3 separate regions of the Homo sapiens genome follow, and all the other regions are linked to region 2. The links are chromatin loops, found by intact Hi-C in ENCODE. Cell type or tissue: heart right ventricle. All regions are shown on one strand. Each heading gives the region's core, and the rest is flanking DNA. Links, peaks and the distances in the headings are about the cores only. Region 1 has its middle 32 kb from the start of LINC00322. Region 2 has its middle 13 kb from the start of LINC01679. Region 3 has its middle 45 kb from the start of LINC00322.

Region 1 (10,394 bases), core at 1,657-9,656, 50 kb after region 2:
AGCTAAGCAACAGACACACTCAAGCCGGGCAGGCGTCCTGAGGACCCACAGCCACCCCGGACACAGAGGCTCTGCCTGTCTGGACCACGGGGGCTCTGCTGACCCCTCCCGGGGGCAACGGTGTGGCCGGTGATGCCCGGGGCTCTGTGGTCAGAACCATCACGTATTTTCTAAACAGACCCCACAGACCCTCTCAACAGCAGCAAAACGTGCTGATATTTATCTTCCTAAAATACTTGTTCAAAAATATGCATGGGAAAAGTTCTAAACACAGAAATATGCTGCCAGTGCCCTTCAGAAATGGAGTGCCTTCTTCAAAACACCAGGAAGTTCCAGAGGAGACACTGGGGAAACTTTTGCGTGTCCTGTGTGAGTTCACACGTCCTGTGTGAGTTCACCGGGGTGGCCACCACAAAGGACCCCAGCCGGAGGCTCCAGCAGCAGACGCGGATCTTCTCTTGTTCTGGAGGCCGAAATCCAAGGTCAAGGCGTGGCAGGGCCAGTTCCTCTGAGCTCCTCCCCTTGGCTTTCAGGTGACCGTCTTCTCCCCGCGTCCTCATGGGCGCCCCTCTGTGCCTGTCTCTGTCCACCTGTCCTCTCTTTATAAGGACACCAGCCATGCTGAGTTAGGGCCCAACCTCACGCCTCCTTTTAACTCATCTCTTTAAAGACCTTATCCAAATAAGGTCACGTTCTGAGGGTTAGGGCTTCGACATATCATTTATGCGGGACATAGTTCAGCCTGTATCCCCCTACGAGTTCCCCTGCACCCCAGATTTGCACGTTCACCTGCGGAGTCTTCTCAGTGCTTTTTCAGGTAGAAACCATGGAGGTAGGAGGTGGGACTTGACTCCGGACCAGATTGAGGACTGTTGAAACAGGAAGGAGTCAGGAGCACCTCTCCATAAGACACGCCCGCCAGGGCCATGGCCACACCCAGAAGTTACCACCCCTTTCCATGGCAATGACCAAGAAGTTGCCTCCTTTTTTCTAGACATTTCTGAATAACTCACCCCTTAATTTTCATATGGTTAAAAACGGGTATAAATATGACTGCAGGCCTGTCCCTGAGCAGCTGCTCCCCATGCTGCGGGGCTGGGGGAGGGGCTCTGCCCTGCAGGCACAGTCACGGAGCTGTGACACGGCCACCTCAGTGAAGCTGTTTCCTTCCACCTCCCGCTCGCTCTGGAATTCCTCCCTAGTGAACCCAAGAACCTTCCTGGGCTAAGCCCCAGCTTTGGGGCTCACTGTCCTGCATCAGTTCCAGAGGAAGAAACTGAGGCCATGAGAGCTTTTCCAACACAAGGCAGAGCAGCCACGGGTCCCCTGCTGAATAATCGCTGCCCGTGATAGGAGCCTCACCTTATCATTGACACCCATCTGCAATGCTGTTCCAAACACCCTGCCTGCCAGTGCCGAGTGGCTGAGAAAGGACACCGTGGCGCCAAGCATACGCCGGGCCTGTCCCGCCACATCAGACTCCAGCATGCAGCAGTCACTGCGGAACATCAGACACGTGTCTCCAGGCTCGTGTCCTTGGGCAGCTCCGGGGTCAAGAGGGGGCTGACGGAAACCTCGAGGCGAGCTTCAGAATTCTCCAGGCAAAATTCTCTCCTGTTTGGGGAGAGGATGGGGTCCACAACGGGGTCAATGGCAAAATTAGTATGACACTAAGCTCCTCAGAGTTTGGTCAGCTCCCACACTGACTGACCCAGGAAGTCCCAGAGCAGCTCAGGGATAGCCACGGCCACGTGAGTTACCGTCAGCAGCCCCTAAATGGCGTCCACACAATAGTGTTGCAGGAAATGAGGAGAACGGGGATCAAGTACACATGATGTATGTTTTAGGGTTGATACAGGCAGAGATGGGGACACACAAAACACCCACCCGGCACTCCTGCAGGGCCGGCCCGAAGCCGCGCTGTCCTGAGCTCTCCAGGCCGGGCCGGGCTCTGCCTGCACAGAGAAGCCTGGGGGTGGAGGCTGCTGAGTCAACGAGGGCTCTGGCGGATTAGGAAGTTTGGGTCAAATCCCCAGGTCCACCCCTCAAACAACCCACCTCATCAAGGGCTCTGCATCCAAAACAGAGCCAGGTGAGGGATCCCCCAAAACAGAGCCAGGTGAGGGATCCCCCAAAACAGAGCAAGGTAAGGTAACCTAGGGAGAGGCCCTCTCTGCCGACACAAACCCATCTCCCTTGAGTGGACGCAGAAGCCAGGCTGAGTCTAGAACTGGTCGGTCAGTGCTGGCACAGCACTTCTTCCTGGGGCACCCCCAGGACGGGGCTGCGCAGAATCAAATCCCACTGCGTTTTCCTGGCTGGCCCAGCGAGCTCCCTTTCCAAATAGGTGGAGGGAAAGCCAGGATGTGTCTCCTGAGTTAGCTGGAGGGACGCTGAGGTACAGAGCAGCGCAAAGGCAGAGCGCGGCATCTTCCCACTGGCAAGGTGTACGGTCCTCCTTTCTGACTCATTGGCCAGCATGGAGGGCCCACTCAGAGGCAGCCCCTCTCCTTGGCCTTGCCCCTCAGCCTCAGGGGCAGGTGGGGTGTGCTGTAGCCTCAGGGAGGCTTCCGGAGCCCTGGGCCTTGCGCTTTGCTATGTGACTTGCTCGGGCCTGTGGGTGTCGGTGGACTTGGTACAAGCAGTGCTGGGGTGTGTGGGTGCAGCCAGGTCGGCCCCTGGTGCTCTGTGTCACTGTGGCCGTGTGTCCTCGCCAGCCCATGGGCCAACGGAGATGAGGACGAGGATCGGAGCTGCAGCCCACCTGCAGCCCGGAGCTGAGCTGGGAGCTGAGCAGGGCACGTGCAGCAGCTGTAGCTGGTGAGCAGGAACCATAGGCGGTTATTTCAGTGTTTCCATCAGGAGTGTGTGTTACACAGCACTAGCGTGACAACAGCTGACTGAAGGGGCCTGTGTCTGCATCACCAGGTGTACCCCGCCTGCACCCCCACCACCCTCATGGACCCCCGTCCACCAGGTGGGCTGAAAGGTCCTGACAGGCCCAGCCACCATCTCCCTGTGATTCCCGCATGGACCAACTCAGGCAGGGAGCCACTTTCAGCCTCAGAAGAAGGCTCCCAGGAAGCTCCACACATTCCGTGCTTTCCCCTTGCTTGGTTTTTATTTCCCTGGTGAGGAGGCCCCCGTTCGCTTCTAAGGAACGAGTCCTCCCAGGAGAAGGATGAAGGCGGGCTCGCCATGGTCCATGCTGATTCACCTGCACTGCCTGAGACCTCCGTCTCAGCAGCTGTCACTCACTGTGCAGGTTTGAGAACAAGTCCAGCAGCCCCGAATCTGGTGGCTGAGGGGTGGCGGGACAGGCTCTCCTGTGGAGCAGCCCCTCTTGCTCCAGGACCCTCGATTCACCCCGGGCCCCAGGTTCCAAGGCGGGGTCGTGTGCTGTGCTGTGGGGCAGGGGAACGGCCCCTTGCTCCTCCCCCAGCTCCTGTTCAGCCCCTGGGGTTGTCAGGCTGAAAAAGCAGCCCTGTTCAGCTTGCCTGCATTGACGCAGCTGTCTACTGGCTTGTTTCAGACAACAGGTCCACGCAGGCCTTGCTCCTGAGCTCGGGCCCCAGGCACACGCCCACACACGGCCAGGCGTGTGCACACTCGGGCAGTCACGTAGGATGAGCATGCCTCGGAGCCCTCGTGCGAAGGCAGCCAGGCCTGGGAGAGCCAGGCAGCTTCCCAAGGGGGCTCCGGAATGCGTCGTCTGCAGGGCAGGGACGGGGACCCGGCAACCCGGCTTCCGGTGGGACTCATGCGGCTGACGCCTCCGCTCTTGGGAACAGACGGGCCTCTGAACTGGAACGTGGAATACAAGGGCATTTTTTATCCTGAAACAACAGCTCTGTGGGCGAACTCGAGACGCCCTGGAAAAGTGTGGAAGCTCAGGCTGCCGGGCCAGCAGGGGCCTGTCCTGAGCGCCGGGCTCCAAGGCCCTCCCTGTTTGCCCTCAGGAAAGGGTCACGCTCCAGCCACCTCAGTCCCGCTGAAGAGTCAGCTCTCCCGGCCCATGCCGCTCCTCACCGGCCAGGAGTCCACAGTCTCTGAGGCCCCCAGCTTCCGCACCTGCAGCTGGGCATGGCAGCTCACACCTGTAATCCCAACTACTACTACTGAGGCAGGAGGATTGCATGAGGCCAGGAGTTTGAGACCAGCCTGGCCAACATGGTGAAATCCCATCTCTACTAAAAACACAAAAAAATAGCCGAGCGTGGTGGCGCCCACCTGTAATCCCAGCTGCTCGGGAGGTTGAGGCAGGAGAATCACTTGAACCTGGGAGGCGGAGGTTGCAGTGAACCAAGATTGTGCCACTGCACTCCTGGACAACAGAGTGAGACTCCATCTCAAAAATAAATAAATAAATAAATAATAACAGCGTGAGAGCTAGCGTAGGAGGAAGCGGGGAGATGGAGGGGGGCTGGGGGTGTCGGAGCAGCCAGTGTCGTTTCCAGTGGCTGGAGTCCCAGAGCCATTTCAGGCCTTAGGGTGACATCTTAGTCATGATCTAGGTTGGGAGCACAGCAAAGTACCAGAAGCCCGCCCCCAATGTCACTAAATGGCACACCAGGCTGGGCATCCCTGCCTCCAAATTTTTTTATGTGAGAGAACAATAAGCATCTCTCGGGGTTTACGGATATTTTCCTGGGCCGTCCGCTCCCTGGCGGTTTGGACTGAACGTCCCGGACCAGCCCCACGGCCCCACCCGCCATACACACTTGTCTAAACAGATGGGCCTGGCGCTCGCTTCCGTGGAAAACCATCATCACCTGACCTTGGGCCAAAAGTAAATACATCTCAAGAGTTTAAATAACAGCTCCCCCCAGCGAGGTGGAATTGTTGGAGAGAACTTTTGAAATCATAACAAACAGACCCTCGGTGGTGCGACCTCAGGCCCCGAGAGTCAAGTGTGAGGAAAGAGGTCATGCCGGTGTGCACGGGCACTGCAGGCCCAGGGGCAACTTCTTCCCTGAGCCTCCATCTGCAGGTGACAAGTGCAGCTCCTGAGGTGGCCGGGCCAGCGAGCTTCCTTGGGGGCTGACCGTAGGGAGGACTCAGCTAATTGGAGCTGCTCAGCCGTCCAGTGCCCCCAGCTGCCATCACAGTGGCGTAGTCGAGCTCCTGGGGAAAGGCTGGGGCCCTGAGCGGGAGGAACAGCATCCAGCCCTGGGCAGCCCAAGCTCCGTGTCATCTCGGGGGAACCTAAAGCTCAGGACACAGAGGGATTCTGCCTCCCAAGCCCAGCTGTGGGACGTGAGACCTTCCCGCTCTCTCCCTGCCGGGCTCTGAGGACACTGGACAAGCAGCAGGCCTCAGCTGAAGCTGGTGATAAGACAGGCTCCGCGTCCACACTGCCTGGCTGCCCTCCAGCTGGGAGCACCGCATCTGCCCCTGTGCCTGGTTCTGAGGCTGGAGAGAAGAGCAGAGGGGCTCGGGGAAGAGAAAGGCAAAGAGCCCCTGAGTTTGCTTCCCTGGGGCTGCTGGCCTCGTCCCTAGGGGCTGGAGCGGGTTTGGAAGGCCCCTTGCCTGGGGGTGTGGGAGTGCACAGTACTGCCGCGTGAGAGTGTGTGTGCACAACTGTCAGTGAAGTGTGTGTGATCGGCCCATGGGGGTGTGTCAGCGTGACTGCGTGCCACGCTGTGAGAACGCACAAGTGTGTCTGTAAATGCACGCGTGCGTGTATGAGGCGGTGTCGGAGGGTGCACGCGTGCATGTATGAGGCGGTGTGCGAGGGTGCACACATGTGCTTATGAGGCGGTGTGTGAGAGTGTGCATGTGCATGTATGGGGCGGTGTGCGAGGGTGCACTTGTGTGTATGAGGCGGTGTGGGAGAGTGCACTTGTGTGTATGAGACACTGCGAGGCTGCACGCATGCATGTATGAGGCAGTGTGGGAGGGTGTGCGTGTGCATGAGGCGGTGTGGGAGGGTGCGTGCGTGCGTGTATAGGGCGGTGTGTGAGGGTGCACGTATGCATGAGGCGGTGTGGGAGGGTGCACGTGTGCATGAGGCGGTGTGCGAGGGTGCGCGTGTGCGTGTATGGGATGATGTGCAAGGGTGCACACGTGTGTGTATGGGGCGGTGTGCGAGGGTGTGCGCCTGCGTGTACGGGGGCGGTGTGCGAGGGTGTGCACCTGCGTGTATGGCACGGTGTGCGAGGGTGCACATGTGGGTGTAGGAGGCGGTGTGCGAGGGTATGTGTGCATGGGTGTGGGTGAATGATGTGTGTGGGTATGTGATCATGTGTGTCGGTGTGAATGTGTGTATCACTGTGTGTGTGTGTGTCCATGCGTGCTTCTACCCAGAGACAGAGCCTCCTGAAGCCCGGCCTGGCCCCCTGGGCCGTGGCCTCAGACCTCTCTGGGCACAGCCCCTCGTATCCACAGCTCATCTACCAGTGTTGGTGATTGACCAAAAACTGCCACTCTGTCTCTGGCAGTGGGCAATCCTTGTGCTTTTTCCAAAGAGAAGTGCCTGTTTCCTTAAGATTCCCCACTGCCAAAATCTCCAGCTCTGGCCTCTGATGTCTCAGCACAGCCAATGCCAGACAGGAATCTTTCCCCGACAGGGTCAGGCCCCCAGTGTGGGGCAGCCACAGCACCCAGGGAGGAGCCTGGCCGTACTCGGCCCCTCCCGTGCCTCCTCCACACCTGACCACCGGCAGCGGGCAATGCCAGGGTCGGCGTGCAAGGGCATTGGTGTGGAGGTGGCACCAGGCTCCTGCATCCTGGCCCTGGAGCCTGCAGTCCCCTCAGCCAGGATACAGCCCCATGGTCCTCAGGAGTGGTCAGTCGCCTGGGAAAAGGGAGGCAGGGCCGAATGCAGAGCCTGCCCATGCCCTGCTCAGGCCCCGAGCCCAGTCCAGGGTGCCAGCCCCCTCCCAGGCCTTCATGAGGCATCTGGGCCCTCTGCTTCCACAAGTCATGATCTGAGGTCTGGTGTTTACAGCAGAGGAGGTCTGGGAGCCCAAACCCCCAGGCGGTAGAAGGAGGGCCGGCGTCGAACTGCACAAGGCTGCCCAGGGCCCCGGCAGAGTAAAGCCACAGCGGCTGCCTTGCCAATGCCCATGGCTGTCGAGGGATGGCCAGGGTGGAGAGGGATGCCTGCCTTGCACGATATCTGCATGTGGGCAATGGGGACGGCCCCTCCCTGGCATGCCTGGAGGAGACAGTGATGCAGGTGCCAGGCGTGGGGAGGGGAAAGGGCTTTTGACATGAGTCCGGCTGGTTCCACACATCAGCCTGTTCCCCCAACCCCTCCCAACCTCGTAACATGCAGGTCAATGACACACGTGGTTGGCTCAGGAAGCGCAGCCACTGGTGTGACCCCTGGAGACCAGGGTGGGTGCCCCCACTAGCTGGGGCTGACGACATGACTGACGGTGATCTCTGACCACAGGGCAGGGTTTGGGGAGAGGCCGCTGGAGCTCCTGGGGGCAACAGGGAGGCTGAGAGGGACCAGGGGCCCTTCCGGCCACCTTTGATAATTTCTTCTAATGAGGTGACTCATGGAGGGCCCCTAGGTAGTTTATGCCGATGAGGTGATTCTGGGTGGGGGCTGGCCTCCCGAGGAGGACCCAGAACGTGATTAGAGGGTTGGGACTTTGCACCAGTTGACATCAGCCTGGTCTCTGGTGTGCGTAGGGGTCCGGAGCCTGAGTTTAGCTATGGGGACGCCTATGCAATAAAACCCCGATAAAAAACTGGACACCAAAACCTTAGTGAAATCCCCAAATGACAACACTCAAAGAATATTGTCCCATATCCATGTGTCGGGAGGGTAGCGTGCCCTGGGGACAGCAGAAGCTGGTTGCTCAGCTCCCCAGACCTCATCCTCTGCACCGCTGCCTTTGGCTACCCTGACTTGTATCCTTCTACTACAATGAGTGTCTGCTGTCCTCACAGGCACAGGGCTCTCCTAAGCTCTGTAAGTTGTTCCAGTGAATTATCGAACAGGAGGGAGTCCATGGGGACTCCACATCTGCAGCCCACTGGTAAGAAGTGAAGGTGACCCTGGGAACCCCCAAATTTGCAACTGGCATCTGAAATGAGGAAAGTCTTTGGAGAACTGTGTCCCTGAACTTGAGTTTGGCTGATTCCAGGTAATATCCAACAAAAGACTTGCATCCAGATGGACAAATTCCCACAGACCAATAAGAAGAAAACTGACCACCCAATTTTAAATAAACGAGTGAAAGGCTTGCAAAAACACCTCCCCAAAAAGTTTATGCAAAGGCCAAGAAACAGGTGAGAAGCACTTGACAACATCAGTCATTGGGGACATGCCAACTCAAGCCACCGTGAGATCACACTACCCACCAACAGCTGCAGAGGAAAGGCCCCCTTACACTATCGGTGAGTGTGAAAATGGTCCCACCACTTCAAAACATCCCTTGCTAGTGTCTGCTGGGCATCCAGTGACCCAGCAGCTCCACGCCTGGGTGTGCACCCAACAGCAGTGTGTGGTTACACACCAAAAAAGTCATACGAGAATGCTTGTGGCATCATTCCTCATAATAATCAAACACTGGAAATGGCCAGTGGCCTGTCAAGATTGAGTGCGCAATCCGTGATCTGTTCACACCGTACAACAGTCCACAGCAGTGAACAAGAACAAGATGCTGCTGCACTCGACAATAGGCACACTATGACATGCAAGAAACCACTCAAGAAAGAGTACACAACACACCACGTGACTCCATTTGTCTATTCTGCCTATATTCAAGATTAGGCAGAACTAGTCTATGCCAACAGACATCAGGGTAGTAACTACCTTGAGGGGCTGGTATGGACTGGAGGGGGCCCCCAAGGGCCCACTGGGTCCCTGGAAATAGTTTACATCTTGATCTGGGCACCTGTTATACAGAAATGGCAGGCTGTGTTTTCCAAAGATGACTGCATAGATGTCTCCCATCCCACAAGCTCTTTCCAATGTGACCTTGAGAAGCCTCCTATTGAGAGTCAAGGTCTATATCCCTTCCCCTTGAACCTGAAGAGACCTTTGTGATCTCCTCGACCAAGAGTATCATGGAAGTAACTCTGTGTGACTTCCAAGTCTGGATCACAAATATGTCATGTGCCTCCTCCTAGCTCTCTTGGGACACTCCATCAAGGAATCCAGCCGCCATGTTGTGAGGAAGCCCAATCCAATCCATGAGGAAGCAACACAAGGAGAGGCCATGTGTAGGAGTTCCAGCCACAGCTCCCCAGAGATCCCAGCCAGCAGCAGCCAACAGACATGTGAGAAAAGATGCTCCAACTTCATGCACCCCCAGGCTTCAGGTCACGCCCAGCCTTCAACTCTTCGCAGAAATCACTGTGCAGAGGCGAGCTGTCCTTGCCTGCCTGGCTGGCCTCCAGGTCCACAGAGTCCTGAGCACAACAGAAAGGCTACGTCATGCTGCTCGGTTTTGGAGAGGTTGTTTATGCAGCACGTGTAATCGGTGTAAGTGAGCACATTTGTAAAGAAAGTAATTGAAATGTACCCTTGAGGCTTGTGCACTGTACTACGAGTAAGTTACGACCCAATTTTCAAAAGGAACAGCTGAACACATTTGAAGAAGAAAAAGAAGGAGGTGGAGTTGCCCCATCAGTTGAAAAGGCTAATCATACAGCTATAATACAGTGTGATGTGTGGTATTGGCCCAGGATAAACAAATTGATTAATGAAGCAGAATACAGAGCCCAGAAATACACCCACCCACAGATGGGCTTGTACATAGGGAAGTGGTGTGTGGGTCCCTGGGGAAAGTCGTTTGATAAATAGGACTGAAAAACCACATTAAAAAAAAATTAGATTCTGTGTCCACACCGTATACGGAAAGTATCTCCAAACAGATTAAGAATCGAAATGTCAAAAGCAAAGATTTAAAACTTATAGGAGAAAATATAGGTGGGTATCTATGTGACCTCACAGTAGGAAGGGATTTCTTATACAAGACACACGAAATATCAACAATATGAAAGGAAAGATTGTTACAGTTGACTTCATTCAAATTAGGACTTTTATTCATCAAACTACGCCTTAAAGAAGATACAGAGACAAGCTACAACCCAGAAGACAAGATTCACCACACAAAAAAATTAAGAAAAGACCACTGTGGAGAATGTACAAATATCTCCTACAAGTCAATAAGAAAAAGCAAATGACCCAATAGAAAAATGGACAAAGGTCATGAACGGGCATTTCCCAGAAGAGGAAAAACACATGGCCAGTGAGTGATAAGAGGGGCCCATTCTCACTGTTAATTGAGGGACACAACTCAGGACAACATACGATTTTGCGTGAATTTGATTGACAACAATTTAAAGTTTTTTGATAATTCTAAATGTTCCAAGGATGGGGATCAACAGCACCCTTGCACACAGCTGGCAAAGTGTAAGTCGATGAAGTC
Region 2 (10,394 bases), core at 1,604-9,603:
GCCAGTCAGGGTCCTATAAGGAAAACCAGCTGGTCTACATGTTCCAACAGAGGAGATTTAACACCAGGAATCAGCTACCGAGGTGCCAGAAGAGCAGAAGGGAGAAGCAGGCTTGGGGGAGGCCAGGGCAGGAGGGTGCTCCTGGTGACAGGAGCTGCTGCTGCCCATGGAGCCTGTGCTGCCGAGCTGTTAGAGCTGCAGCTGGCTCTGGATGTGCTGGTGAGGGGCCACCTCCAGCAGGGTAGGGACACCTGCCCTGACCCTAGGGGCCGCCTCCCGCAGGGTGGGGATGCCTGCCCTGACCAGAGGGGCTGCCCCCAGCAGGGCGAGGACACCTGCCCTGACCGGAGGGGCCGCCGATGCCAACTGGAAGCAAGAAGCATTGCCCCTCCTCCTGCGGCAGAGCTGGCTGAGGCGCCCGTAGGCACGGGAGTTCTGGAAGTGAGTGTGCAGCTTCCGGGCCCCTAGAAACAAAGCGTGGGGCTGAGAGCAGAGGTGCAAGCAATGTGCAGGGAGTGAGCCCCAGCCCGCCCTGCTGTGGCCTCAGCGTGAGGCCAGGCTGTCCTGTTGGCTCTGACCCAGCGGCATTGGGGGCCACGAGGCTGCCAGGGCTGTGCTGGCCTGAGGCTTCTACCTCTGTCTGTTGAAACTCCACCCTGCCCAGTACCACTCTCATCCCACATCCTCTGTGCTGGGGGCCCTTCCTGGTGCTGGGGCCCTCGTTCTATACGCAGTTTGCCCAACCAGGTGAGCAGGAGCTGCAGTCCTGGACTCCTATCCAGGATGCATCCCTGAGGACCAAGGGACCCTCACCAGCTGTGGCTGGAAGCCCCTCAGATGGGCTCCCCAACAGCCGCCCCCCAACAGCTGCCTGGCACCTGCAGCGGGTGTCACAGAGGGGACTTGGGACTGAGGGCTGCTTGCGTCATGTCGTCCTGGGCTGTCGGGAACCCCCTAGAGCTCCTCTCTGGGGAGAAAAAGGGGATCGGGCCCCTCTGTGACATGAACCGTGCAGGGCCAGCTCCGAGGGGCCTTGCCAGGAAAGGGGAGCAGAGCTGCCTTCCATCCCCCATGGAGAAAATCGAGACCATGCTGGCAGCCATCCGGCTGGTCAGGCTTGACCCCTGGGTGTCCCGCGGCTGTTGCACAAAGCACCACAGACGGGGGTCCAGACAACAGACATTCACTCTCTTGCGCTGCTGGAGGCCGGACCCCCGAGCTGAAGCCGTTGGCAGGGCTGGTTCCTTCCGGGGCTGGGGGACTGCGTCTGCCCCGGCCTCTCTCTGCGCCTCTGGGACCCTTGGCATTCCCTGGCTGGTGGAAGCGTCATCCCGGTCCCTGTCTCCCTCTTCACACGCGTTCTCCAGCACCTGTCTGTGCTCAAATCTCCCCTTCTCGGAAGGACAGTGGTCATTGGATTAGGGGCCCAGCCTACTCCAGCATGGCCTCCTTTTAACCAATTCCATCTGCAAAAAGCTATTTCCAAATGAGTCACATTCTGAGGTACTGGGGGTCAGGACTTCGACATAGAAATGGGGGAGTGGAATGGAGACAGACGTAATTCAACCCGTAACAATCCCCTCATAAGCAAAGAACTTCTCCAAACGGAAATAAAGAAGTCTCAGTGGCCCGTTACATTAAATCGGAGACTAGGCCCCAAGAGGCCCAAGCGAATGGTGCCAGGCAGTCCTCGCAAGTGATCTCACCCCAGCTTGAGTTGCAGAGGTAAGCGAAACTGAGCTATTTCTTGTAAATGCCTGCATTAAAGAGAAACAGAACTTAAGCTCCACCAATCAGAGGCAGCCAACAAACTTACATAACCAGGGACTTTCCAATGGGACGGACCCAATAAAGAAACTGCGTACATGCGGCCAATCAGATACTTTCTCTGCTTCACCTTAGGCAACTGCTGTACCTACGACCAATCAGATACTTTCTCTGGTGCATGTCAGGCAACTGCATGCCTGCAGCCAATCAGATACCTTCTCTGCCTGCTAGCAGCCAATCAGATACTTTCTCTGCTTTATGTGTGTCAACTGCATGCCTGTGGCCAATCAGATACCTTCTCTGGTGTACAACAGGCAATGGCGTACCTGCGACCAATCAGACCACTTTCTCTGCTTGACATCTGCGCATGTCCTAGGAGAGCTGCCCCTGTGTTCCCTTGGTGGAGCTCCTGATCCATTCTGGTGTGGGGCTGCCTGATTCATGAATGGTGGTTTGCTCAAGTCAACTCTTTAAAAAGTATATTATGCCTCAGTTTACCTTTTTAAAACATACCTCAACTTGAAAGGCAGGTCGAGAAGAGGAGTAGGGAGTTCTCAAGGATGTAAATATAAGGGAACACTAAACACCGGGAAGAAAGTTCGACCTCATTCGTCAACAAAAGAATGTACATCCGGACACTACAGTTTCCCTGTTGAACTAGTGAAATTGTATTAACTGATCATCCTCAGTGGAGCGTAAATGCAGGTAGACTTTTAGAGGATGTTGTCAACGTGAATCTGCAACCTGAAGACGTTCCTTCAATCCTGGGCTTCTATTTCTGATCCTCTAACATAAGGAAAGATCCCAAGCTATGGGAAAATATTGATGCAGAAAAAGATTCATCTCAGGGTAATTAAAAAATGTACAGAAGCAAATCCAATATAGCAAAAGGAGAGATTTGGGTATATCCATAGGAGAGAATGCCATACAATCATTACAAATTACATTGAAAAAGGATGCTAACGGCACTGGAGACCCCCATGGTTACAGTGTTGAGCAACAAACGTGAGCTAAGCTTATGCACACACACACCACACACACGCACACGTGGGGTTAAAATCAAACCCGGGAGTGAGTTTACGGAGGTATGACTGAGTGTCAACGCGAAGAGGCCATATCCCAGAAAGGAGATTTTTGTATTTACAAGAGGAGGGGCCTGCGACGCATCACAGGGCCAGGAAATGCCAGTTAGTTTGGGGAGGAGTAGGCACCAGCCTTTCTTGGGGTTTCCTTGGGAAAGGCAGGGCAGGCGGGTAGACTCAGGACTGGCTGGCATGAACAATTCTGTTGGACTTTGGGGCGTAGGGGCTGTCCCTGCTTGCCTGGCTCTGAGGTCATCTAGGGCAGGGAAAATGCTGGCTTGGTGTACCAGTGAGATGAAGCGGATGGTTGGGGTATAGACAGGACTGGCTGCTCTAGGCCAAGCCCTATCTTGGCTCTGAAATCAGCCAGCTCTGGGAGGGACAGTCTGCAAGAGTCTTTGAATGCCAGAGCATCAAGAATACAGAAAATAAGAAAATTATAGTGAATACAATTGGCCCTGTGACAAATGGATGCCAAAAAGACAAATACAGAATCTCAGAAAACCCAGCTAGAACACACACACACACACACACACACACACACACACACACACACACACACAGACATTATTTAACTATGTTTTTGAAATGCACAGAAACAGGCAATGCTGGAAGGAAACATTCCAAAATGTTGAAGGTGTTCTCTTTGTGTTGTGAATATATGGTGGGTTTTTCTCCTTCTGTTTCTTGTAATGTTCTTAATTTCCAAATTCTCTGTCAATGAATATGTATTATTTTGATAGTGAGGAAAAAAGGATTTAAACTATTTACCGGCTGCCTGGACAGGAGGCCTCAGCTGGGGCCTCCCTGAACCAAGCCGGCCCCGTTCTCTCACCTGCCGGGCTGGGGGACCCCGTGCCGCTGCACATCACTCGGGCACTGTGTCTCCTTCTGCTGGCATCTCGAAGAGCCGGGAGGGAGGAGCGTCGGAGAAGTGTGTGTGGTGATGCTAGTGGTGAGACAGGGCCCAGGGCATATTGGTGCCTATCAGCTATTCCATAGCTGGTGTCTTGGTCTCTGCAGAGCCTGTTCCGAGGACAGCAGGCTCAGTGTGAGGGGCCAGGTGTCCTCCACACCCCTCTCAGCTGCCACCTGAGCCCAGGCAGGGGGAACTGGCCAGGACTCAACACTGTCCTCTCCAAGGGGTGGGACCCAGGTGGCAAGCACACAGTTGGGATGGTGGGGCCTTGGGGCCTCAGCCTTCATCTGCACACCCGCCACCCCACAGATCTCCCAGACTTCCATCCCAGCGAGGGACCAGGGTCCTGATCTGCCCGGGACTTCCTTGGTTTCAGCACTAAAAGCCCCACACCCTGCTAGTCCAGGCCAAATGGGGAGGGTTGGTCACCTATGCTCAATGTCCCCTCAGAGCCCTGAGCCATGCAGGGCCCCCACATCCCCACGTCTCCACCCCCTCTCACCCCAGATCTGGTCTGAGTGGGAGTCGGTCCTGCGGTCCCAATGGTCTCTGACAGTCACAGTTCCCTGGGATCCATAGCTCCCAGCCACCTGGGGGTGGCACAGAATGTCTCGGGGTGGGGGACAGGTGTCAGAGGGCTTAACTGCACCCCTGTGCTAAGGGCTGTCCTCCCCAAAAGTCCTGGGGGGGACCATTCTCCATACGCCCCTCCTGCCAGATGCTGGACCACCTGTGATGGGGGCGGAGGGACTGCGCCGTCAGCTCCGTCTGGAAAAGTGTGTGTGTGAGAGCAGAGGGGCGGGAGAGAGGATGAGAGAGGAGGGGGGAGGGGGCGGGAAAGAGTGAGTTTGGGGAGGAAGAGAATTACCTTGGGATTCTATCCTGAGGTGACCCAGATAGCTCCTGCTCTGGAAGATACCTTGGTTCAGTCGTGGCCTTCAGGAGGTCAGCCAGATTGCCAGAGAACTCATACCTTTTATTAACATTTTCTCAGGTGCTTTAAACCGCAGTCATTATGTAGGGAGCATAGGTTACAAATTATGGCAAAATATGCTTTTGCTAATCGATTGGCTCCATTGCATATACGCACAATCTACACACACATTCATGTGTCATCAGAACCATGACTCGAGACAATTTTAATGCAGAATTGAGAAAAACAAACTTGCCCAACCGTATTCTGAAACGAGCCCTTTCCAGCCTCCCTCCCAGGGACCTAGAAAGATAGCTCCCTGGAAGTCAGAAAATGGAAGCTGGAGTCTCAGCTGCTCCACAGAGCGCCCTGGGACTTAAGGTGTCACTTGCCTCGGTTTCCCCACAAAGGGTGAGAGAAGGAGGGGGCCTCTTACTTTCCGTCCTTTGCACACAATGGCTGTCTCCATGAAGGCCACCAGGGCCATGGAAGTGAGCAGCAGGACCAGCTCCTAGTGGGCACAGCCAACCCTTCTGCGGGAGCCCCTTCGCAAGGATGGCGCAGTGGGCAGAGGCTGCAGCTTCAGCCTCCTAGGCTGAGGTCACACAGGGCCTCCAGGGGGTTGAGCCGGCTACCCTCCCCCCAGGAGCTGGCTGCCTCCTCCTCCAGCTTTGGCCCCTGGATCCCTTAAAAAGCAAGCGCCACCTTAGAGCCAGGTGATTAAACCAAGACACTGGTCTTTTATTCATGTCTCTGCCAACCGCTGTTTCAGTCTCTTGTCAGGCACATTCATGGCTTCCAGCAGGACGTCGGTAAATTTCTGGCTATGAAATGATTGTGTTTCTACAGCAGCCGCAGGCGGGGTAAACGGGAAGGGTTAAACTGGCTTCCTGTCCTGGAACATTTGGGGATTTTTATCACACGTCACTGTCTGTGACAGCCTCTGGGCCTTTGGAATATTCCGGCACAACTGCCGGCTCCTTGGGCTCATCTTGGCTCAGCAACAAGTTCCCAGGCAAGGCCGTGGTGCCCTGGACAGGTCAAGAGCGGATCGGGACAGGGCTCGCCGTGGTGAGGGGCGGGCTTCTCGCAGGGAAACGCAGTCTGCATCGCCCTGACCATGTCTCGGGGCTGCCCAGGGCAGGTCCAAGTGGGCTGGTGGGTTTCTGGGTGTGTCATTTGCTCTCCCAGGCATGCGTGCAGGCGCCACCCTTGGAGCCCCTGGGCCCTGCTTCCTCGCTGCGGCTGGGACCCTGTCCTGAGGGGCCATGAGCTCCGAGGGGCTGTTTCACAGTGAGCCTGGCTGGGTCCTCCGGGGTCTCCTCTGGGCGGCGAGGGCAAACTCGTGGAGCTTCAGGATTTTGAGAATTGCAGGAAGCGAGACCTGAACTCAAAATAACTTTAAGCCAAAAAGGAAGTTTGTTGAGAGTCCTTGAAGGAGCCGGCCTTGGGGACTTCAGCGACCCAGCCCCCTCCTACTGTCCACCCTGTTTCCCTCTGGGTGGGGCCTCTTTCTCTCCTCTGACATTTGGGACTCCTTCTGGGCCCGGCCTGGCCACACAGCACCCCACAGTCTGCATGGTGGCCCAGCCGGGATACCTCCAGCCCCAGAGGCAAGAGGCCCCCTACTGATGTGGCAGAGGCAGGAAGGGGCTGGGATACAGCCGGCAGCAACCATACCCAGTGCCCACCGCACCCCCAAGACCCCCAGGTGGGGCCCCCGAGGTGGGGACAGGAGTTCCAGCCCAGGCCCTGATGCCCAGTGCCACATGCGTCCAGCGAGCCCCTTCAGCGTCCTGGGTCTGTCCTTCAGCCACAGGATGGGAACATGAGGCAGCTCCAGGGTGGCACCTGTGGCCATGGCCAAATTCAGCCTGCCCATGTCTGACCACAAGCTAGGAATGATTCTAACATTTACAAATGGTTGGGGAAAAGAGAAGGCTTTGTGACACATGAAAGTTAAACAGAATTCCCATTTCCAGGTCCATAAACACAGTGTAATTGGCACAAGCCACACCCACTTTTCCACATCTGTGGATGCTTCTGCACTTTGAGGGCAGAGACCGCAAGGCCCCTTCCGGAGACGGGGTGCCGACCAGAGGCCCCTCCAAGAGACGGGTGTTTCTCATTCAGCCGGCTCAGGCTGACTACGAATTCAGCCTCTGCCAAAAATGCCAGAATCCTTCGTCGTGGTTTTTATGCCCTACATTTTTTTCTAATATGCAAGAAAACCAATCTATGACTGTTCAAAAGTAGACGCTAAAATCCCATTCCACCGCAAGCATCCTAAGGCCCTGCCTGATTTGAGGCCTCTTCCCACCGGGTGTCCTGGGGTCCCTGGGTCCTGACGTCCCTTCCCTGCCTGGGCTGTGACGGTCACCAGGCTAACAGGGCCAGAGCCGGGCTGGGGGCCGGCACTGTGGACGGGGAAGGAACCTGCCAGGCACATCTGTCCTCTGTCGGTCGGTCTTGAACAGTGAGGTGTGGCTCCATCACATGCTCTGGAAGAAGAGTTCAAAAAGGTCTAAGCTCTTCGTGTGCTCCTCAGATGAATGGAGGGGCCGCTGGCTTGTTTCCTGGGAGTGTGTGCTTGGGTTGTGATGGGGCGTCTGTTCTCAGGCCCACGGTCTGACCAGTCATTTGTGCTTTGGGGCAGTGGGGGAGCCATCTGGAAGGTGCGGGTGCCTGCTTTCTGTAGGGTTGGGGGTTCACCCTTGCCTTTGCAAGTGGGCCTGGTGGGAAAGGCGGGCCCTGGGGTCCCAGCCACATGGCCTGGGGTTTAGGTAACCACAGGGTTCCTTGGTGGCAGTTGGGGGTGAGGGCCGAGGGCTTCTCAGTACCAACTGAAAGGTCAGGCCCAGCCACTCAAAACTGCTGGTGGGTTCCAGGGCCTGTGGACTCCACTTTACACCCAAAACAGACAGATGGGGGTGACGCCAGAGCTCCCCAAGGGGTACGGAGACCTGGGTGGTCCCTGGCCCCCTCACTGTGGTCTGGGAGCTGCCGGATCATGGGACACGAAGACCCTATCTCAGAAACATTCTTCTGGGACTGCTATCTTGGCCCAAGCTGCAGAGTCCAGCGTGGTCGTTCCTGGCAGAGGGGTAAGTCAGCAGCAGGCCGGGAAGCAAAGGCTCACAGACCTCACTCCTCAGCCTGCTGCAGGCAGGCGGTGGTCACACTCCTGACCCGGGACTTGGAATTCCTGGATGGTGTGTGCCGTGGGGGCACCCGCACAGACGAGGCCCTCCAGGGACAGTGGCTGCCCCTCCCCAAGCAGCCAGGCCAGGTACTGGGTAGGCCTAGAACCTCCTCTGGGCCTCCCACTGCACCATCTCCCAGCCCTGTTCAGTGGGCCCCGAGCTGGGGAATGGTGACCGTCCACGGCTGGCTGGAAGCCTCCGAGTGCAGCAGAGCCTGTGTGTGCTTCCCCTGAGGCGGGCCTGCCGTCCACAGACGCTCACTTCAAGCTGCCTCTGCCCTTGGGAGCCCTCTGGAATGAGGGGATGCAGGGGGAGGCCTGGCAGGAGGCTGCCTGGTCCTTGGGGCAGGTGAAAAACATGTCTTCTGCAGGAGGAGGGGGTGGTGGAGCCTCAGCAGGCCCTTGAGCGGGGCCTCCCTGACAGCCAGAGATGCAGAGGAAGAAGCAGCGTGGGTTAAAATGGGGCCAGGACAGGCTCGGGGTGGAGGGGCTGCTTCATGAAAGAAGGAGTGGGGCAGGAAAGAGCAGAGGAACCCGCAGGGAGGGCCTCCATCCAGGAGGACAGGAAGGACAGGCCCCCGCTCAGCTGCACGTGACTCAGCCCGAGCGCTTTCTTACTCACAGTTCCCGGGCCTTGCCTGTTCTCATTGGATCACGTGGTGGATACGGGATTGACCACGACCCTCCACCCCGCCCAACTCAGGGTGATGTGTTGCCTAATCTTTTGCTCCTGTTGGCAGAAAATAAGCCAGTAACACTGTCCCCTAGAGAGGCCCAGGGAGCCCCTGCATCAGCTCCAGAGGCCCCTGGAAAGACGTGATTAAAATGAAGGAAGTCAGAGGTCGTCCTCACTGAGCTCTGGCTGGGCACACGCTTCTCATACCCTCTCGGCGACGGGGAACTGGGGCTCTGCGGGCCGATGCCTCAGGCCCAGATGAGATGGTGGGGTCTGGGCGGCCGGGCACCCTTCCTCCTCCGCCAGCCCTGGAGCAGGCGCTAACCCACGTCCGTGGGAGTTCTCACGTGGTCAGCCCCAAACCCGGCTCCCAGCCAGAGTGTGGTCTGGAGCGGGGTCCAGATCAGAGACAACTTCTAGGATCTGCTTGAGCTGGGAGTGAGGAGCCTCTCCGGAGGGGGCTGGGGCACAGGGACGCACACACCCAGGTCGAAGAGGCTCCCAGGCAGCTCGATACGTATCTACAGGAAGCAGTCAGAGAGCGCGGGCACCCGGCTTCCCTGCACCTCGGATGGACCGCTTGGGACTTGCATGGAGGCCCTTGTGATGTCGCCAGGGAGGCAGGGGGCCACGCTGGCCCTCGCTGCAGTGTGGGTTTCTGGGGCGTCTTCTCTGCAGGGAGAGATGCCTGTGGGAAGGGGCTGCTCCCCTGCCCTGGGAAGTTCTGACACCCGGCAGAAGTGGAGACGTGAGAGAGCATGGCCCCAGCTGTCTATTCAGTTGTTCCTTGGTTTTCTCATGCATTCGTGTGACTCCTGTAGCAAGGGTCCACCATGTGCCATGCTCATAAGCAGCCTTTCCAGTCTGTAATGCAGCCCCCAAGGTGAGGCGAGAGGGGCCCTGGGAGACCAGGGCCGTCGGTGGGCGGTGACCTGGCTTTGACGCACAGCATTCACCAGTTCCCGTGGTGCAAACACTCCCAGCATGGCCGATTCCAACCTACCGACGTGAAGTCACGAGACACTGTTGGGACGAAACGCCCCAGTCCATAAGCTGGGGCCCCCAGCCACCAGCCACAGCTTAGGTCCAGCCCAGGGAGGTCAGCGGCGGTGCAAGGAAGCTGTGTTCCCTTAGTTTAAAGTGAGAATATTGAGATCTCGAGAGGCGGACAGGCTGCGCAAGGCCACATGTGCAGTGAGAAGCAGAACGGACCCAGATGCAGACCTTCCTGTGCAACTGAAGGTCCCTGCCTTTCTCTGCCCTCTGACTGCTGCTCTGGCAAGGTCGGGTGGGGGCTGGGGGCCTGGAGACTGGCTCACTCCCAGCAGAAGCCCCTGCCTGCCGCCCCCGGGTGGGGCCTGGGGGCGGCCGTGCAACACCAAGTGGCGGAGAGCAGCCCGATCTTCCTCCCAGCCTCGGTCTCAGGGCCCTGGGCTCCTGCCAGTCTCCCTCTCGCCAAACTCGGCTTCCTTCCTGGGTGCCCTGGGCTTGGAGAACATTCAGGCAGGTCGGGGCAGAGCCCGCAGCGTCGGTGTGCACCCCCAGGAGCCCCCACGCAGGCTTTCTCCTTGCACTCCTTGTTTGGAAACAGCAGTGTTTGCTTTTGAAGGGCGCCGGGGTATACACTGCACTTAAAGGAGGACCGCTGAGTATTTTCTTAACGGAAGAGCAAATATTTACGTCTTAGGAACTAAAGGGCAGTTTGGCGTGTGTGGGATGTTGACTCTCGACTGGGGGCGGGCAGGGAAACCAACCCTTGGCTGCCTTTGGCCTTGCTCGGCCAAAATGAGCAGAGGCGTCTGCCTTGGTCTGGGTGCCACCTGGGCCTCTATTTA
Region 3 (10,394 bases), core at 818-8,817, 61 kb after region 2:
ACTCTGCTCCCACCAGACCCACGTCTTGGAGCAACCACTGGAGCTTCGCTTTCATTCCCGGAGCGCTGTCCTCGGCCTTGCTGTCTCGGCCTTGCTGTCTCGGCCTTGCTGTCTCGGCTTTGCTGTCCTCGGCCTTGCTATCAGCACTTTCCTAGAGGCCGGAGGGGTGGCACGAGGGAGTGAAGACCCTTGCTCAGCTCCCGTCCCCTTTGGCAGGGACGCCACCGTTGCTGGGACATGAGGCCTTGTTGGAATCTGCAGAGCAGGTCTGGCCATAGCTAAAAGGCTCTACCCCAGCCAGAGGCGGCAGGTGATGGGGACACCATGGGCTGGGCAGCCTAGTGTGCCTGGAGCTTTGACGAGTCTCCCGCCTGGCGGGCCCTTGTGGGTGGGTGGGTGTGGACACTCTGTGAGTGGAGGGTCCCATCAGTGGCCCTGGCCCTCCCTAAGAGGACTCTGTGGTGACAGCCCTCCCATTGCCTGGCAGGGACTTTGGCCTCTGGGGGGAAGGTAATGTGCTCAAAGTCTGAGGAACCTTCGGGCAGACCCCCTTCCCGGAGGGAGGTCAACCTAAAACTTGTGCAACTTGACATATGGAGGTGTGGTTTTTTTTTTTCCAAAAAATGTCTCCCAGGGGCTCATTTACCAACACCTCACATCCAAATGCTAGAAGTGGCCATCTGCCAGCCACCGCTGCCTGGGCCCGGCCTTCCTGGGGGCCGCTGTTCCCCAAAAGGGTTCTGTGCACCATTCACCCAGCTCCAGCCTGCCCAACCTCTCCTGTGCCCCCGGAGGGTCACTGGAAGAAATCCTCTGACCTGGGACTAGAGCTTGGGCTGCAGGGAGGAGGGCAGGCATGAAGTGCCCGGCCCCTGCACCTCTGATCAAGGCCCTTCCTGACAGCCTGGGAACCTGTCTGGTGGCTCCTGGCGATGCCCAGTTCACGGCAGGTGCCTGGCTGAGAGTGCCGGGGGCCCAAGCTCTCACTCCTAATAAGTGTGCCTTGGGGGCTCATAAACAAGTCCAAACGAGAACCCGAGGACCCTGGCTGAGGACCCTGGCCTGAGGGGACTCACGGGCATGTTCACCATGGCCTCCAGGGTCCCACACACTCACTTTCCTTCTGCCCTCTTCTCTGAGTGAGGCCAACCCCAGGAGGGTGGGAACGGGTCTCTCTCGGTAAAAAGAATCAGAGTTGATGCCGGGGATTAGGAAGAGAGACCATGTCCCTCCTGTGGGGGGATCTGCCCCTCCTCCAGGACGTGGTGTGGGGGTCACAGCAGCCCTTGGAGGTGCTTTCCAGGGGGACACTGCCTGGGGCCTTGTGTCCACTGTGACACTCCGGCCGACCCTATGAGGATGTCCCAGTTCCTTCTGTACGGCGAGGGGCCCTGGCACAGTGAGGCTGAGCCAGGCCCTGGTCCACCACTGCCCCTGCCGGTGACCGCTGTGGATTGGGGTCATGGCCGCCGGGAGGAAGGCGGTGGGGACAGTGTCAGCACCCGGGCACGGGCCGTGGGCACCGTGGCCCCAGCAGCACCTTGGCTCCTGCCAGCGGCCGGCTGTGAGTCGCAATGTATTTTGTGCCTTCCCTGAGTTTGTTTTCTCTGGAAAGCGGGAGTAACAGCAGCATTCACCTCGGGTGGGCGTCGTGGGAGTTTGAGGGGATCACACTCAGGGGAGTGCGTTGTGTACGCGGACTGCTGCCTGGACAGGGACAGCCGTGGCCATCTGGGTTCTTGTGGTACCCTCTGGAAGAGGGGCCGAGGTGGCTGGGGCGCCAGCCCTTCCTGCTCCCATCTGAGAGCCCCGGGTGTGATGAGGACTGTCAGGGCGGCCACCATCCAGCTCTGAGAGGGGGGCACAGGGGAGGGCCCAGGAGGAGGATTAAGCCAGAAAGACCAATCTCATGGGGAAATGACGGAGTGGAAGCTGGACAGCTCCCTCACACCTGTGCGCACAGTTGGCCTGCAAACAGCCTTTCTCCGCTTCCTCTTTTGCCTTTCGAGATCAAAAGAACAGCTGGCCTGGGCTTGCTGCTGGGATGCGGGTGGGGCTCTGGGGGGCAATTAGCAAGGCTTTGAAAAGGGTCTTGAATGGACAGGGATGCCCATAATCGGGAAGCAACTTCAGTGGAAAATAAAACCTCCCGGGTAGCTTGCCAAGCAGAAGCAGGAGATGAAGGTCGTTTTGTGTGCACGCCATGGCTCCCAGCCTGGGGGTCCAAGGCCAGTGTGCCAGAAACTGCCTGGAAACTGCAAACACAATGGGACCCACCAGGGAGGACACCCCCTCTCCAGGGCCAAGGGCCAGCAGGGAAGTCCCAACTGCAGTAAGGTTTCCAGTGGGGCCTGCTCCAGAGGAAAAGGGAGACCCTCCCTGATCTGAAGGTTCAAGTTCATTGCCAGGAAGCCGCCCCCCTCAACCCGCCTGAGCTTGTGGGGACCCTCCCAAGGCAGCCATGGGGGCCTCTCACACCGGCCCCAAAACAGCGTCAGGAAGGAGCTACTGAAATCAGGCGGGTCTCCAGGGAGGAGACGCCCTGGCCACTGGGCCTTTGCCAGATGCTATTGCTTTGAAAATGGCCCAGACTCAATCTGAGAAGTGTCACTGGCTTCACCAAGAGGAAGGTGACCCACGTCTCCAGGCTCTAGTTGAATCATTTCTGGAAACTGGGTGAATGCTCCTTATAAATGAGCAAAATCTGAAATCCTAAATTAAGTTATTCTTAAAAGAACACTGCCACATCAATTTCTGATACAGTTATTCATTGCTCAATAACAAACGACTCCAGAACAGATTGACTTGGGGGTTCTCCTGCTTCCACAGTGCCACTGGGTGCAGGGATGGTTGGAAGGTCCCAAATGGCCTCACTCCTACAGCAGCTCAGCTGGGCTGCTGGTGGGAGGCCTGGTCCTCCACTGACTGGGCCTCTCCATGTGGCTGCTTGGACTCCCTCACAGTATGGCAGCCAGGTTCCCATCTGCAGGAAGTGGAAGCCTAGTTTTCTTAAGATCTGGGTGTGGAAATCTCAGGATGTCACTTCTGCTGCATTGTTTTAGTCAAAGCCATTAATGGGGAATCCAGGATCAGGGATTTACACTCTGTCTCTCGGTGTGAGGGGCAGTATGCAGTTGTGCTGGGGAGGGAGAATTGGTAGGGCCATCTTTGATGACCACGATACTATAAGCCTGTGTTCATGCAGAACCACCTTGCCACACTGCCCAGGGCCAGTGTGCAAAGACAAAGGTAAGTGTGTTGGGAGAGTCTTAGAGACAGGTGCCGAGTGCAAACCTGCCTCTCGGTGCTCAGGTACCTGGGCCCCTGCCAGGTGAGATGGCAGACTGTGCCCTGCTGTCCTTCAGAGGCTTCTGGGCCTTTCCCTCTCTCTGTACCATCTCTATCCATCTCATGGGCCTAGGATCTGTAGAGCTGGGACCTTCTCCATCACCACTGCTGTGGGAGCTCCTTCCCACCAGACAGGCTCCCAGAAAGCCCTGGCAAGGCTGATCAGTTGGTGGGAATCCACCTGCAGGTCCAGAAGGGGGACACCAAAGTCAAGCCCTATTGATTTTTGCCTCTATCTGTAAGCTGCAGAGTGGAGCACCCTGCCCTCTCCACCCCATGTGGAAACCCTCCCATCATTTCACCTCCCTCCCCACCCCAAGCTCCAAACAAATCCTGTGCCTTGGTCTACGATGAGGAGGGGGGAGGAGTATTTAATTTGGTAATAAACTTGGATCAGGTCCTGCTCCTGAAAACAGAGCCTGCCTCCATCTGCACTTGGCCATATACACCCAGCCTTAGGATTTGGGGGCCCAGCTCAGGAGGGAAGGGGATAGGCAGCCCCTGAGCCCTGGTGAGACACTCATGGTGTGGCCATCTAGAGAGGGTGCTCGCCGAAGTCTAGGGTCCAGAGTGTAAATGAGCAGTCACTAAGGTTTAGAACAGTATCTAGACCTTGGAAATGTATGCAGCATTCAGCAACAAGCCATTTAACTTCCAGAGATTGACCTCTAAGCAAAATATTGGAGCTGTGTGCAAAGACCTCTTGTATACAGTGATATTCTGGGTGACATTTGACATTCTTTCTGCAAATGCCTGAGTCATGCCCAGTTCATGCTTGTGAGGGGCACAAAACAGTGAACAAAGTCAACAGCTGTGTGCCTGTCCCGGGACAGAGAGCTCGTGTTATTTGCTTTTGCAAATGATTAGATAAAATAGATTTGACGAAGATAGAGCGCGCACAGCCAGCCCTCCCCTGCCCCAGCCTATTGAACGCTTGCATTTTCTCCAGACCTCAGCCCAGACATCACATGGGTGGGCACTCTCCCTGACCTAACACGGCTTATACTCGGGACTCTGTGTAGTCTCGCCCACAGCACTCCTGGTCTGTGATCAACGTGTTCATCTGTGGACCAGCTCTAAGTCCCATGGAGCAGGACCAAGTCTCGGTGACTCCAGCCCCACCCCTAGCATTGTGCCCGCCAGGTTCCGCAGCAGATGCACGGGTGCGGCCATGGAGTGGACACGCGCTTAAGTAAGCCCTGTGGGACTGGGCCCTGGGGCTGTTTACCCACGTGCTGCCTTATTCAGCAATTTTAAAGGAGCTGTAGGAAAATACGTGTGAGAAATGCTCATAAGATCATATCAAGGGACACAAGCCCATTATAAAACAGCAGGTACAATTTGATCGCAAGCAAAATAATATCAGTAGTATCTGTGCATTACAGAACAGACTCATATCCTGCTTCTGGGAATGTAAAATGACACCTCCTGTGGGTGCACTGGGAAGGGAAGGATGGTAGGCCAGGCTTTGGCAGTTTCTTTAAAAACTAAGTCTATTACCATGACCCAGCAATTGTACTCTTGGGCATTTATCCCTAGGAAATAAAAACTTCTGATCACACCGAAAAGGGCACACGAGTGTTCATGCATCTTTATTTATAACAGCCCCAAACCGGACACAGCCAACCCAGATGTCCTTCACCAGGTGACCGGCTAAACACACCGTGGTGTCTGGAATACAGCGGTAGGAAGAGGTGAGCTACTGCACACACCCACCTGCCCGATGTCACGGGCATTGCACTAAGCAAAAAGGCCAGTCCCAAAAGGTCACGTTCTGCCTGATTCTGTATATACCACTGTCTCGAAATGACCAAGTGTGGCACTGGAGAACAAAGGAGTGGTTGCTAGGGGTTGAGGATGGTTCGGGGGAGGAGACCAGCAAGGGGGAGCCCGAGAGAGATAGCTGGGTGATGGGACACCCTGGACTGGGCGGTGGCTTCATGAATCTACACGTGCGATCGAATGGTGGAGAACTGTGCACACATCGTACAATACCCATTTCCTGGTGTCAGTTAGCGCTATGGTGACATCAGCGGCAGCTGTTGCAGGGAAACTGGGTGAAGGGCCCATGAGAGCCCTGTCTGCTCTCCTTGCCACTTCCTGTAATCTGATAATTATTTCAAAGGAAAAGTAAAAGAAAAAAATGCTGCAAAGAAAGATTCCTAAAGGTAACTGGATTTATGTCTTAGTGCTAATATTAAACTGATTTTTTTTTAAAAATCCACTTCATTTCCAATATTTTCCATGCTTTCTCCAAGCAACATGGATTACATTTGAAACTAAAAAATAATCAAGAGTGAACATTAGGCGAAAGCAGGGATAGAATCTACAGGAGCTCTCTGGACTATCGTTGTAACTCTCTGTGTTTCTAAAATTATTTCCAAATGAAAAGAAAGTTTTTAGGCTGGGTACGGTGGCTCACACCTGTAATCCCAGCACTTTGGGAGACTGAGGCAGGAGGATCACTTAAGCTCAGGCATTCAAGACCAGCCTGGGTAACATAGCGAGACTTCATCTCAATAAAAATTAAATAAATAAACTTTTTTAAAAAAAGAAAAGTTCTTAAAAACAAATAGCAAATAAGATCAAATGTTGCATACGTGTAGTGAAAAGACAAAAAGTAACAATAAAGTGAGAACTCTTTGCTTAGGGGAAACTCATTAATTAGATTAGAGCAATTAAAAGAGGAAAACAAAAATATCATGAGATGTTGTGAATAAGGCATTTAAAACATTTTAAAAGTCCGGTCTCTTCATAGAGTGCATAGAGAGGGTGTTGGTGAATTTTCTGTCCCTAGGGCAATACCTGGGTGACTAGGCATATTGGATTAGTTCGTTCCAGCTGCCATAACAAAGAACCACACACTGGGTGGGTGGCTCAGACAACAAAAATGCATTCTCCCAGAGTGCTGGGGGCTGGAGGCTGAGATCAAGGTTCCAGCAGGGCTGGTGCCTCCCGAGGCCTCTCTCCTTGGCTTCTAGATGGGGTCTTCTCCATGTGTCCTCGAGTGGACATCCCTCTGTGTGTGTCGGTGTCCTAATCCAGCAGGGCTGGTGCCTCCCGAGGCCTCTCTCCTTGGCTTCTAGATGGTGTCTTCTCCATGTGTCCTTGAGTGGTCATCCCTCTGTGTGTGTCGGTGTCCTAATCCAGCAGGGCTGGTGCCTCCTGAGGGCTCTCTCCTTGGCTTCTAGATGGCGTCTTCTCCGTGTGTCCTTGAGTGGTCATCCCTCTGTGTGTGCTGGTGTCCTAATCCAGCAGGGCTGGTGCCTCCTGAGGCCTCTCTCCTTGGCTTCTAGATGGCGTCTTCTCCATGTGTCCTTGAGTGGTCATCCCTCTGTGTGTGGCGGTGTCCTAATCCAGCAGGGCTGGTGCCTCCCGAGGCCTCTCTCCTTGGCTTCTAGATGGCGTCTTCTCCGTGTGTCCTTGAGTGGTCATCCCTCTGTGTGTGTCAGTGTCCTAATCCAGCAGGGCTGGTGCCTCCTGAGGGCTCTCTCCTTGGCTTCTAGATGGCGTCTTCTCCGTGTGTCCTTGAGTGGTCATCCCTCTGTGTGTGTCAGTGTCCTAATCCAGCAGGGCTGGTGCCTCCTGAGGGCTCTCTCCTTGGCTTCTAGATGGCGTCTTCTCCATGTGTCCTTGAGTGGTCATCCCTGTGTGTTTGTCAGTGTCCTAATCCACTCTTCTTACAAGGACACCAGTCAGATTCAATTAGGGGCCATGCCAATGGCCTAATTTTACCTTAATCACCTCTTTAAGGTCCCTACCTCCAAATAAGGACATTCTGTGGTGCCGGGGGCTAGGGCTGCAACATATGGACTTGGAGGAGCACAATTCGGCCCACAATGATTGTCTTTCGGGTTGATGTTTTAATTATCACCTTATAGAAAACACTGAGAAAAGCAGCGAATAGGCCACATTCGAGGACAATGATGCAAAGAAACAAAGATGAGGTAATAATTTGAACTTAATCATTATATTTATTTATATCCCAACATTCAACAAACTTCTGGCACCAGATGGACATTCTGTGACTATTTTTGAACGATCTTATGAATGACATAAATTTGTCCTCTTTGGCTGTCTTCTCATGTGAATCCTAAATAGGTTTTCCAAGGTATACAATAATTCAGACACAGAACAAACACATTTTGGTCTAATTTGAATAATAAGAACATCTATGTTGCCCTTTCAACATGAGAACTTGGACTTACAGATCTAGACCTTCCACTTTTCCAGGTTCCTCTTGCAAGCACTCCCCACTGGCCGGGTCTAGTTCCCAAGTTGCATGTGAAGTTAAGCCTAAATAAATACCAACAATACTGAAGGGTATTATTTTGTGATACTAGCAGTTTGGGAATAAAACATCAAGGCACCAGCAATTCCGCTCCAAGGTGTATACACAAGAGAACTGAAAACATGTTCACAGAAAAACTTGCACATGAATGTTTACGGCAGCATTATTTGTAAGAGCCAAACAGTGGAAACAACTCAAATATCCATCAATTGGTGATTGGATAAACAAAACAAGATACATGCATAAAATGGAATATCATTTATCTATAAAAAGGGATGAAATGTTGATACATGCTACTATGTGGATGAATTCTGAAAACATTTTACTGAGTAAAAAAGCCACACACAAAAAGCCACATGTTAGATATGACATGCCCAGAACAGGTAGCTTCATAGAGAGAAAAAGCAAATAAACAGAAAGATTAGGTGGATGAATGGATGAACAGATGGATGGATGGATAAATGGGTGGATAGATGGATGGATGGATAAATGGGTGGATAAATGGCTGGATGAATGGATGGATGGATGAATAAGTAGATACACTGACGGATGGATGAATAGATGGATGGATGGATAAATGGATGGATGAATGGATAAATAAACAGGTGAATGGGTGGATAGACAGATGAATGTATGGATGGATGAATAGATGATGGATGGATGGATGATGAATGATGGAAGGGTGGATGATGGATGGATAGATGAATAGATGGGTGGATGGATGAATGGGTGATAAATGGATGGATGGATGGATGAATGAACGGATGGATTATACTCAGTATAATGTTTTCAGAATTCATCCACATGGTAGCATGTATCAGCATTTCATCCCTTTTTATAGACAATGATATTCCATTTTATGCATGTATCTTGTTTTGTTTATCCAATCACCAATTGATGGATATTTGAGTTGTTTCCACTGTTTGGCTCTTACGAATAATGCTGCCATAAACATTCATGTGCAAGTTTTTCTGTGAACATGTTTTCAGTTCTCTGAAATGGATGCATGGATGGATGGATGGATGGATGGATGGATGGATGGATAAGTAGATAAATGGATGGATAGATGAATAGATGATGGATGGATGGATGATGAATGATGGAAGGATGAATGACTGATGGATGGATGAACAGATGGATAGGTGGATGGATGAATGGATACATGGATGGATGAATGGATGGATGAATAGATGATGGATGGATAATGAATGATAGAAAGATGGATAATGGATGGAGAGATGAATAGATGAATGGATGGATGGATGGATGAATGGATGGATGGATGGATGGATGAATGGATGGATGGATGAATAGATGATGGATGGATGATGAATGATAGAAAGATGGATAATGGATGGAGAGATGAATGGATGAATGGATGGATGGATGGATGGATGGATAAGTAAGATGGGACATGATAGGTGAGTCCCAATGATCATTAGGTGCAGCCATGATGTAAACCTGTCAGGGGAACTGGAAGAACGTACGGCCTCTTTTCTAGATCTGCCATCCAAAGGCAGTCACAGTTCTGAGGCCTAAGGTTCTTTGAGCACTTACCATGTGCCAGGCACCATGCCAAACACTGTGGTCAGCTCAACACAGGGATGAGAGTTGCAGACACAGACTCGGAGATGCTGCCACAACCACTGGCCGCAAGTGGTGGGGAGCTGTGCAGTTGGACTCTGGAGCCTTGACACCCCCAGACAGATAATCAGAACTGGCTGACTCCATCAGCCAAGGCTGAGATCCACTGTCCTGCGAGCTCAGTGCAGCTCTGGTGGTAAGAAACTAGCCTCCTTCTGACAGCTCCTAAACCCAGATGAACAGCTCCCACTCTTCTTGCACCTTGTGAATGCTGACCTGGTCTATCCTGCCCCCAGCCCACGTGGCCAACAGGACTGGCGCTTGGCTCTGAGGCTACATCCTCAACTGGGCCAGGCACGTCTGCCTGTCATGAGTTCTGGTGGTCTTCAGCCCTGCCGAGTGACGATGACTAACAACGTGTCGGTTCTGTGCTGGTGCAGTTCCAGATGTCCCTGCATCGTCTGACCCCCACATCCTCCTGAGAATACACAGTAGAGAACATCTGGCCCTGGACTCAGCCTCAGCCACTGCGTCACGCCTGAGCCAGACTGCTTTTTGGAGCCTCAGTTTCCTTTTCCGTGGAATGGGTGCTGTCCTGATTGGGCAAAGTCATCTGAGGCTGACTGATGCACGTGCCCTCGCACCTCCAGGGTCTGCCCACAGCAGGTGCTCAAGGGGCTGGTTCCCACCGACCCACGGGGCCCAGGACCAGGAGGCTGTGGCCTGCCTCCTATAATGCGCCCCTGTCTCACTCGGCCACAAGGCAAGGCTTCACTAATCAGGGCGTTGTGGCCTGAGGCCTGGCCATTCTGTCCCTGTAGCCGGAGACTGGCCCCCTCCTGGACCCCCTCCTGGACCCTCTCCTCACCCTGCCTGCTGCCCCCACCTCTCTACTCCGCTCGTTTGCTAAGTCCCTGGATACCTCCTGCAGGCGTCCTTGCCTGTGCCCGCCTCTGCCCACCTGGAAACCCACACATGACCCATTCTCTGCTCCTGCTGGGTCCACAGGCCTGAAGGGGGAGCTGGGTCCAGACAGGTGGGGGTAAGCAGAGGGGAACGAGCAGTGCCTGCTGTGGCTGGGGCAAGGGCCAGGTTCAAGTAGGTCAGAGGTGCCGAGAGTCTGAGGCTGGGAACCCGGCTGCAGGCCAGTGGGGAAGGGCAGAGGCATGAC

What was found. Hi-C counts contacts between places; a loop is a spot of excess contacts. Peaks named below come from ENCODE experiments on the same cell type or tissue, not always from the same donor. Only the 100,000 strongest peaks of a DNase experiment are listed, where the experiment ranks them.
Region 1: it touches region 2 in a loop (3-fold over the local background); 14 of 110 quality-filtered maps call a loop at or near these places.
Region 3: it touches region 2 in a loop (3-fold over the local background); 9 of 110 quality-filtered maps call a loop at or near these places.

What each region holds. Positions count from the first base shown.
Region 1 is chr21:43,294,504-43,304,897 of GRCh38, reverse strand. No RefSeq gene overlaps it. Among named protein-coding and RNA genes, the nearest start is that of LINC00322, 32 kb to the left of the region's middle. In heart right ventricle, for the core only: no CTCF peak of the experiment used is centred there; DNase peaks (open chromatin) are centred at 3,670 and 4,717; H3K27ac peaks cover 1,309 bases.
Region 2 is chr21:43,344,347-43,354,740 of GRCh38, reverse strand. No RefSeq gene overlaps it. Among named protein-coding and RNA genes, the nearest start is that of LINC01679, 13 kb to the left of the region's middle. RefSeq lists a silencer at 200-529 and enhancers at 940-1,179, 1,350-1,439, 1,580-1,879, 3,739-4,398. In heart right ventricle, for the core only: no CTCF peak of the experiment used is centred there; DNase peaks (open chromatin) are centred at 5,684 and 8,499; H3K4me3 peaks cover 374 bases; H3K27ac peaks cover 1,806 bases.
Region 3 is chr21:43,282,201-43,292,594 of GRCh38, reverse strand. No RefSeq gene overlaps it. Among named protein-coding and RNA genes, the nearest start is that of LINC00322, 45 kb to the left of the region's middle. RefSeq lists a silencer at 1,832-2,126. In heart right ventricle, for the core only: no CTCF peak of the experiment used is centred there; no DNase peak of the experiment used is centred there; H3K27me3 peaks cover 743 bases.